2 separate regions of the Homo sapiens genome follow, and region 1 is linked to region 2. A link is a loop called in an ENCODE intact Hi-C map of the cell type or tissue named here. Cell type or tissue: CD14-positive monocyte. All regions are shown on one strand.

Evidence for each region. A loop is a pair of places that touch in the nucleus more often than their neighbours do. Peaks named below come from ENCODE experiments on the same cell type or tissue, not always from the same donor. Only the 100,000 strongest peaks of a DNase experiment are listed, where the experiment ranks them.
Region 1: a loop joins it to region 2, with 4 times the contacts of the local background. A loop is called at or near these places in 1 of 110 quality-filtered maps.

What each region holds. Positions count from the first base shown.
Region 1 is chr6:13,498,961-13,501,460 of GRCh38, reverse strand. No RefSeq gene overlaps it. Among named protein-coding and RNA genes, the nearest start is that of GFOD1, 13 kb to the right of the region's middle. In CD14-positive monocyte, no CTCF peak of the experiment used is centred here; a DNase peak (open chromatin) is centred at 990.
Region 2 is chr6:12,966,405-12,968,904 of GRCh38, reverse strand. The region is part of intron 4 of PHACTR1 (phosphatase and actin regulator 1); the gene reads right to left. Among named protein-coding and RNA genes, the nearest start is that of PHACTR1, 250 kb to the right of the region's middle. In CD14-positive monocyte, no CTCF peak of the experiment used is centred here; a DNase peak (open chromatin) is centred at 974; H3K4me3 peaks cover 927 bases.

The DNA of each region.
Region 1 (2,500 bases), 530 kb before region 2:
TAGTTATCTACTGCTGCATAACAAACAATCCTCAAGTTTAGCAACCTAGAAGCATATACATTTATTATCTCATAGTGTCTGAGGGTCAGAAATCTGGGAACAACTTAGTGGGTGGTTCTGGCTCAGCAGTTAAGCTGTGGGGCAGGGTTGCAGTCATCTTGCTGTGGACTAAATGCTTGTGTCCCCCCAAGTTCATGTGTTGAAGCCTTAATCCCCAGTGTGATGGTATTTGGAGGTGGTGTCTTTGGGGGTGAGTAGGTTTAGATGAGGTCCTGAGAATGGAGCCCTCATGATGAGATTAGTGCCCTTACGAAAAGAGGAAGAGACCAGAGCTCTTTCTTTCTCTGCCATGTGAGGACACAGCCAGTCAAGAGACAGGTCCTCACCAGTCACCAGATCTGCTGGCATCTTGATCTTAGACTTCCCAGTCTCCAGAACTGTGAGAAACAAACGTTTGTTGCTTAAGGCATCCAGTTTGTTGTTGTTGTTGTTGTTTGTTTTGTTTTTGAGATGGTGTTTCACTCCGTCTTTTTGCCCAGGCTGGAGTGCAATGACGTGATCTCGGCTCACTGCAACCTCCGCCTCCTGGGTTCAAGCGATTCTCCTGCCTCAGCCTCCTGAGTAGCTGGGATTACAGTTGCCTGCCACCACACCCAGCTAATTTTTTGTATTTTTAGTAGAGACGGGGTTTCGCCATGTTGGCCAGGCTGATCTTGAACTCCTGACCTCAGGTGATCCGCCCGCCTCGGCCTCCCAAAGTGCTGGGATTATAGGCATGAGCCACCACACACGGCCTGTAGTTTTTTTTTAATAGCAACCTGAGCAGACTAAGACACATCTGAAGGCCATGTTGGAAGATCTGCTTCCAAGGTGGCACATTCAGATGGTTGTTGGTGGAAGGCCTTGGTTCCTCCACAAGGTTGCCTGAAAGTCCCCATGACATGGCAGCTGGCTTCCCCCAGAGTGAGTGAGGCAAGACAGAGAGAAAATGTGAGTAAGTAGGAAGCTGCAGTGCCTTTTATGACAGTTTCTAGAGTCACTCACTGTCCCATTTTACCCTGTTCATTAGAAGTGAGTCACCAAGTCTAGCCCACAGTCCATGGGAAGGGAATTACACTCCATATCTTAAAGGGAGGAGTGTCAAAGAATTATAGCAGTCGAAATGCATCATAGGTACAAAGTATCATTTGTCCCACCCCTACTTTTAAAAGTCTATCCTTTCCTTACTGATGTATAATGACACTTCTTTCATCAAGTTTCCACATATGCAGACATGTTTCGGGGGTCTCTATGCTGATCCATTGACTGATTTATCTAGTCTTGCACCAACACTACAATGTAACTTTACTACAATGTAACTTTACAAACACTATACTGTAACTTTACAAATCTTGGTGGGTGATAGGCCCCTGGTGGCAGATTCAATGATGAACACACCTCCTGTATACAAACGCTTGTGTAGTCCCCTCCCCTCAAATCTAGGTTGGCCTTGTGACTTGTTTTAATCTTAGCATGAACTAGAAGTAATACTATGTCAGTTCCTGATCTAAACCTTAGGCAAGGGGCTGGGCCTTGTGGCTCACGCCTGTAATCCCAGCACTTTGGGAGTCCGAGAGGGGCAGATCACCTGAAGTCAGGAGTTTGAGACCAACCTGGCCGACATGGCGAAACCCTGTCTCTACTAAAAAAACAAAAAAAATTAGCCGGGTGTGGTGGCAGGCACCTGTAATCCCAACTACTAGGGAGGCTGATGCATGAGAATCGCTTGAACCCAGGAGGCGGAGGTTGCAGTGAGCCGAGATCATGCCACTGTACTCCAGCCTGGGGGACAGAGGGAGACTCTGTCTCCAAAAAAAAAAAAATAATAATAATAATAATTAATAAATAAATAAAAATAAAAAATAAACCTTAGGCAGGGCCTAGCATTCTTGGAGTCCTGAGCCAGCGTGTGAGCAGTCTGGCTACCCTGCTGGAGAGACCTACAGGAAGAGCCCACAGGCCCTGAGACTTCCTAGGCAAAGAGAGGAGCGCCCCCATCTTAGCAACCCAGCTGACTGGTCCCCAGCTAAATGGGGCCACCTGAGTGACCGCCTGCAAGCACAACAGCACTGCAAAGCTGAGCCCATTCCAGACTGCAGAATCATGATGTTTGCTTCAAGCCATTAAGTTGTGGGAGGTTTGTTATATACCAATAGATAATTGAAACAGCTCTTTTCCCATCCTTGTACTTCTTTTTCCAAATTACCTTTATTGAACTATTGACTCATCTGGGGAAAGAGTATTAAATCTTTCTTTTTATTCATGTATTCAGCTTTTCTTTTTCCTTTTTCAGCAACTTTTGATATTTTCCCTATAAAGCCCTGAACGTAATTTGCTTAACTTATTCTCAGGATCAATATCATTTCTGTTGCTATTGTGAATGAGAATATTTTCTTTACTATGTTTTCTAATTGGTATCAAGGAATGCTATTGATTTTTATGTGTTGATCTTGTATCCAGA
Region 2 (2,500 bases):
CTTTCTTTCTTTCTTTCTTTTTTAAAAGAAGATTCTATACATTTTTACTATCAGATCATCAAAAAGCAGCACAGCAGCAGAACTCCCTGGTGAAATGCCTTCATTGAACTCTAGTTTCATGATTTGCCTGGGGATCAGTGGAGTCCATTTGTGTCAATTATACAATTCTCATCAAATCATCAAAGACATTTTCCTACTATATATCCAATATCCCTTGAACAAGAATCCACACAACAAAAGTCCTTTCGCATTTTAGTGACAAAAAAAGCTCACATCACCAGATGAATTTAGTTACTCCTTAATTCAGACAGAAAGTAGAATGATGTTTTCAAGGGGCTGAGGGGAGGGTGAATGAAAAGTTATTGTTTAACGGGCAAATGTTTCACTCTTGCAAATGAAGAGTTCTGGAGAGGCACGGATGGTGGTGATGGTTGCACAATACTGTGAATGTACTTTATGCCACAAGCCTGAAGACCTAAATATAGTCACGATGCTAAATTTCATGTTATGCATATTTTGCCATGAAAAAAAATTAAAGAAACTCAGGAAGAAAGAGAATTTTGCTTTTCCTTTTCCTGGAGTCAATAGCTCCTTTGAAGCTGCTGTTTTCCAAGCTCATTTGTGAAATTCTACCTTAGGCTTTTAACGGCTACAATGCCAACATGATTTCAGTAGAGAAGTTATCTCTGAACCATCATTTAGCAAATGGAATGTGGGGGGAAGCGGGCATGCGATTCCATGAAGGGCAATGAGTTTGAGTGGAAATCATGGAAGCCCGTGATCACCCTTCCCTTGGGTTCTTTTCCCTGAAAGAGTTCTATAATTCTGGTGAGTGGAGAGGGCACATAACACAGACTCCCCGAAGGAATTATAAAGCCAGCTCTGCCATGTTGGAAATCTCGGTATCCAGGGCTTCTGCCCCGACAACCAAATCCAGAGCCTCTGCTCAGGCGTCTGTTAGCTCTTGGCAAAACGGAACTTCCTGTTTTCAAGATAGTGTTTTCAAATGGCTCATAAAAGCTTTCTTGGACAAAACTAGTCCTTGCAAAACAATATTTTGATGATTAAACTATACATGAATCAGAAACATATGGAGTGAATTTCCCTTGGGTTTGGCAAAGCACACTTTGGACTTGATTCCGTCCAGGATACTTGAAAGATGGTTGCAAGTGTTTGTGGAATCAAATGCGGCTTCACTTTTCCCAGTTCCATTTCTAGGGAATGGAAGTTTAAGAAGAGATCAAAGATTTCTTAGGTTTCTTTGTCATAGCCTTTGTTTCTACACTACCAGATCTCTACACACATGCAGGATTTACTCACCTAAGAGTTACAGTTGACTGAGTATATAGCACAGTTGCCAGCAACATTGCTTTTCTCTCTCTCCCTGGTTTCAGTGTAGTTCAGCAGGTTTCTTCTTTAATTTATAAATGAAGGGTTTCAGATTTGGGTTATTTCAAAGAATAGAGACTCCCTTGTAGGAGAACTCTTTTCCACTTACCTACAAAGATTCAAGCTTACTTTTCTTCTTGCAACCCTCAGCATTTGAACTCTGTGGGCAGAGTTGTTTTAATGGAGTGCCACAGCTCTGGAGAGAGCACCTTCCATGTGGTCAGAAAGAATGCTCACCTCCTTGGACATCTTGGAGGGCCATTTGAGAAACAAGGAAGGAGCCCAATATTCTGATAAGAGTTTTATGTATTGTCCACATTTTTTAATATATGAAGATGAAACATTTGCTGTATTTGGAAACACTTTTATCCATAAGAACAGTACTAAAAGGGCTGTGGGAACAGCCCTTAATACTTAAGTATTGAGGATTTTTTAATTTTGTAATATCTCAGGAACATGGGCAAATAATTCTCAGCAATACAAATTTGGGAAACATAAAGAGAGACTTCAGGTCTTTAAAAAGGTTCAGAGATAATTCATATCAGAGATGAAATGTAAAATGAGGACCATATCTTTTTATTCCAGCTTATCCAAATCTAGTGGAAAAATAGCATAAGCATGCTTCTCCTCTGTTCACGAGCACATCTGTAAGTCACCTGTAGCTCCATTAATGTGAAATGCAAGAGTCACTTCTCAGTAATATATATTATATTCTAGGAAACACTGAAATTTCACATATTTTTACTAAACAGCACAATATAACATAACACAAATAAAATGTCCAATTTTTTCAGCTACCAAATCATTTTAACCACCCTTTTGCAATATCAACAAAACAAAACAAGAAAACCTAAAGGCCAGAAGAGAAGAACAACCTTCCTGTGGGAGAAAAGAATTTGAACAAAAACATGAAGGTAGAAAAATATGTGGTGTAAGGAGAATGTTGGAAAAAGTAAAAATAAAAACAAGAAACTAGAGAACAAGGTCAGGTATCATTAACATTAGTGCTTCTCTTCCTCCAAGATCTGAAACTCCAAAATGTCTCACTGTGATCACAACCAGCCAGGGTCCCCTTGCCTGGGTTTGCATTCCCTGTTCTGTGCTTTATCAG